Regions from separate parts of the Homo sapiens genome. Here region 2 is linked to region 1. Evidence: chromatin loops called from intact Hi-C (ENCODE). Cell type or tissue: K562. All regions are shown on one strand.

What was found. Hi-C counts contacts between places; a loop is a spot of excess contacts. Peaks named below come from ENCODE experiments on the same cell type or tissue, not always from the same donor. Only the 100,000 strongest peaks of a DNase experiment are listed, where the experiment ranks them.
Region 2: a loop joins it to region 1, with 2.6 times the contacts of the local background. A loop is called at or near these places in 2 of 110 quality-filtered maps.

The regions. Positions count from the first base shown.
Region 1 is chr6:83,973,307-83,975,806 of GRCh38, forward strand. No RefSeq gene overlaps it. Among named protein-coding and RNA genes, the nearest start is that of LINC02857, 46 kb to the right of the region's middle. RefSeq lists a cis regulatory region at 1,145-1,750. In K562, no CTCF peak of the experiment used is centred here; a DNase peak (open chromatin) is centred at 1,445.
Region 2 is chr6:84,213,584-84,216,083 of GRCh38, forward strand. CEP162 (centrosomal protein 162) reads right to left here. Exons shown (of 27, transcript NM_014895.4): 4 at 2,193-2,339; 5 at 1,699-1,882. Among named protein-coding and RNA genes, the nearest start is that of CEP162, 13 kb to the right of the region's middle. In K562, no CTCF peak of the experiment used is centred here; no DNase peak of the experiment used is centred here.

The DNA of each region.
Region 1 (2,500 bases):
GAGGAAGAGTGTATCCTGGGTCATAAGTGAAAGTTTTTGATTTCATAAAGTCAAGAGCCCAGAATGTTATGTTAGAAGAAAACATTTCCTTTTAGAACTTTAAGATAAAGCGTTTTTAGCAGCAGGCCACAACATCAGTTAGAACCTAAGGAAAAAAGGTTACAGGAGCTGATGAAAGAGTTGAAGAAGAAAGTTATTATCTCAGGCCTTCTCAAAGGGTAAACAAAGCTAAACACAGTGAGATGCAATAAAAGAACTTTTGGGTTTAAAAATTTAAAATCTCTTGTAATTTTATTAAAAATAAATCAGTACCTTTTAATATCTTTTATTAAGAGTAAATCAATTTCCTTTTAATTATAGCCAACTTGATCACATAGGTTTTTTTCATAAATTCACTTTTTACAAACCCTATTACAATTTACACAAACCATTTATGACATGTTTGGACTTCCTGTTTTATCCTAAACATTCTTTTTTCTTAAATAACCAGGCATTTTATTTTAGGGCAAAAAATGTATAATACAAAATTGTTTCTCATATAAAATTATATTCCTTTTAATACCTCTTTATATTTACAACTTTCTTGTCATCTCTCTTACTTAATGGTTCCTTTACCTTGTTTTATAAATAACCTTTAAATAACCTTTGAAGTAGACAAAATTTTTTTTTTAATAAGGACCCATTATTTTTTAGAAAAATGTTTTCCTGTAATTTTTTTAAAATATTGGAAAGACCCATTTAATTAATATTTATTATTAATTTAACTTTAGATTCTAAATTATATGACAAGTTTTTATAAGCATTTATTCCATTATACTTACCTAATTAATTTCTTAATATTTTACCTAGATTCGTTATGAAAACTATGATAATCATTTAAAGTTATTTCCCTATTATCCATTTTTATAGCCTATGGATTTCAGGTGTTTATCTAAGTAAGAACCTTAAGGTTAAATAAATAGGTGGTGGGGGAGTTGCCAATAATTCAAGATTTAGTTGTTTTAGTTAAACCAATTGAAACCAGCCTTGTTGTCTGGGGTGTCACCGAAAGTTCTTGGTCTCATGGCTGAGGAAATCAAGGACCTGGACACTCCAAAGGTGAAGTTAGAGCAGAATTTTAATAAGCAAAAGGAAGAAAGCTCTCTGGCACCAAGAGGGGTCCTAGAAAAATGGGTTGCCATTTTACAGTGAAATGCAAAGGTTTTTATAGACAAACTGGTGGGGAGGTGTGTTTCATTTATATACTGCACAAAAAAAATCAGGAGTAGGTGTTTCATTTGCATATGGCACAAATTTCTGACAGTCTTCACCCCAACCTTTCTAGTGCACATGTGGGCTCCTTAGTCTGAGTTACTCCATCTTGCTTATCTCTTCCTACTGCGTATGTGTGGAAAAAAAAAAAAGAGGAGAGGGTCAGAACCCTCTGTGGTGGATGTGCCTGGTCCAGGGTCGCTCTTCTTATCAGTGCTGCTGCAGGCACTTCCCCTGTGCAAGCCTCCTTGTCTGAGCATTTCCAAGAAGGGAGAGGAATGTGCTCTACTTGGGCTCAATATATATCAGCAAAACTTGTTGATTACATACGAGGTCCCATTCTGTGTTAGAACTTGCCTTCCTTATCTGTGTTTGCAGCCTGATCTTTCAGGCTGCTCTTTGCTAAAAGAGAAATGACTTGTTGGGCTGCTTTTTGTTAGAAGAGAAGCTGCTTTTTGTTGGAAGGGAATTCTACTGAGGACTCTAGCCCTAACTATCTGCCTAGTTGATTTCTTTCTCTCTTCTCTCTCACAATAATATTAAATTTCTTATTTATCAAAAAATTATATAAGATAAAATTCTCTTTGGGGCTACATTTACAGCTTTATAACTCATGCTAAATCTTGATACCTCATAATATTTAGCAGAGATAAATAGAAAACTTCCTAGCTAATAAATCTAAACAATAATGTAGGCTGACAATTCTGAAGACATTTCTAATTTTATTTTACCAATAACTTTAAAGCCAGCTTGTTTATTTGCAATTTACTTATGTCACGTGAACTTGCAAAGCATTTTGGCTCATTTACTTAATTCCTGAGTAGTCCTTTATTTCTAATCCAATTTGGTACCTTGTGGCCACAACACGTAACAAAACACATGTATGTACACCTTAACTCACCTAAGCATGCATACACATATGTACAGATAAACACATCTAAGCACATACACATACTCGTACAAATAAAGATCCTATAGCTTTTACTTCAGAACTCTACTCATGAGATATTAATACAAACTTACCAGTTTACCACAAATGGTTGGATGCAAATAGTGTTTTTTTTCTCAACACCAGTAGAAAGGTCCTTCAAATTGGAAAAAAAAAGTACATTTTCTTAAGCAAAAATCACATCCTCATTGTTTTTTTTGCAAACTTCACCAAAACCGCATCTTATTCTCCTACTATTCTAACTCTCAGTAACCCTAATTCCCAGAGAAAACATAGGATTACTTAATTTAACATAACATG
Region 2 (2,500 bases), 240 kb after region 1:
TTTTCAGTCTATCAACCCTATTTAGTGAGATCGTTAGAGAAACTATAAGACTATATAATAATGATGAGAGCTACAAACACCTAATATTGCATGTTCAATGCTATTCTGTACTTTGACCGGCCTGTTCTACAGCAGAAATATCAATAGATAAGAATACTGTTAAGAAATAAGAAAAAAGTTAAAAAATGTAGCAAAGTGGCAAAAAGTTGTGGCCCACAAACCCGCGCATGCTTAATCTGTATTGACAACGTTGGGAGAGGCAATGACCATAGGCCCTGAGTGTCCCTGCACATTCTTGCTGAATATGCCAAGAGTACAAGATGCTGATCATTTTTCACCATGCCATTTGGGTAACATTTCCGACCAAACAAAGAGCAGGCTTGTTTCCACTTACTATAAAAGTAATACATTTTCGCTGGGCGCGGTGGCTCATGCCTGTAATCCCAGCACTTTGGGAGGCTGAGACAGGTGGATCACAAGGTCAGGAGATCGAGACCATCCTGGCTAACACAGTGAAACCCCTTCTCTACTAAAAAATACAAAAAATTAGCCAGGCGTGGTGGCAGGCGCCTGTAGTCCCAGCTACTCGGGAGGCTGAGGCAGGAGAATGGTGTGATCCCGGGAGGTGGAGCTTGCAGTGAGCCAAGATCGTGCCACTGCACTCCAGCCTGGGCGACAGAGCGAGACTCCGTCTCAAAAAAAAGTAATACATTTTCCAAGCTCAGTGTTCCTCTTCTGTAACACAGCCCATTGTGTGTGAATACATCCATTATGGATCCTTTGACTTGCCCTCAGCATAATCATAGGGCATGGGGAACCAATGCGAACAAATGCGACACTCAGGTACTGCCTTTGTTCTTTAATTCTGATCCAGGAATCTTCTGTCTATTGTCAACATCATAAAACCGGAAGGCTAGCTTGTTAGCTTGCCAAGTAGGGTAAAAATCTCAGACCCCGCAAAGTTCATGAAGGTAAATGCATTTCTTTATCCACTGTCTATAAAAAACTAACCATCCTGCAGAGCCTAGGCACTCTAATAATCAGAGATTATGATTCTCCTGACCCTTAATTATACCTTTGTGATCTCAAAATCCTAAATAAAATTATGATCTTCTTTCCATTCATAATTTTAAGAATTACATGGATAACTAAATAAGGGCATTAAAGACCTCAGGTTTCAAAGGTCTTGAGAATGGCAATGGTCTAGTGTAATAAAGAGAGGACCAGTTCAGTGAACTAGTGGGATTTCTAGAATAAATGAGGTTTCCCGATAACCATCAGGGCCAACCATACAGAGGTTAAGACACAGATCAAACTTGTCTTTGCTCCTTGGTTCCCACTTCCCTTTCTGTTATTTTTTTTCCTGAGTTTATAATGGTAACCTGGACTCTCTTTATTTGTCTGTGGAAAATGAATTAATAAATGACTTTCCTAGTAAGGACTTCTTGGCAATGTACTATTAGTCTCAATAGCATGAAATTTCAGATTGTGGAGGCAGCATGGGCTCTCAAATACCAAGAAACATATTCTACTCACACATAAGAAAAACCCTAACTATAAAATGAACAGATAATAGATTTAAAAAATAAGATTTAAGTTTGCCTGTTATAATGTTTACCTATTTAAAATCACACATATATCAGCCTTCCAAAAACATAGAAATCATAAAAATCATTAATAGTTTACACTGTACTTTACCTATGTAAAGCTTTAAAATGTGTAGAGTCATTAGAATCCAATTCCTTATTTAATCTCGAATAATCAATGGAAGATGTCAAGCCTTTCTCAAGCCTGGCAAAAAATTGTTCTTTCTCCTCTTGTTCTTCTAATGTGTCCAATCCCACTCCGAGACTACTATGGTTGAGCTCAGAAACTACTAGTTCTAAATGGAAAGCACAAATATATTTTAGTAATATACAGAATTTTGAAAACATTGATTTGAATGATGCATTTATTGACATTATGTAGTAAATTTTAAAAATTTTACAAATATTTACTCTCACTCACCAAATATGAATTCATATTAATAATACGTAAGGTTTAAAGCTTCTCTAGAATAATTCTAAACCTCTAGGAAGATATTAAATCTGTCTACATGCTTCAGTAAAGGAGGCTTCAAGATAATTTTTGTAATTCTGAATATAAGCATAACAATTAATAATTTACCAACTCATATCCCTTGCATTTCTTACCATTTGTTTCTAAGCTATCAGTACTTAAGAGAGAGGTTCCACTGCTCTTAAGAAATTGAATCTTTTCAGCAGACTCCTCTTCTATTTCCATAACAGGCTGAGAAGTCTTCTTTGTTTTCAAATAGCTCACATTTGTTCCAAGAAGTCCTAGGTACACAATTTAATACAGATGAAGATTTATGTTCAAAGAATTGTTTTGGCCACTATGACAACACAATAATAATGTTATGCTAATTTTGTGCACAGTAGCTATAAAATAAATCTGCTCTATTAAATAAAAATCCATCAGACCTAACACTCACAAAAGA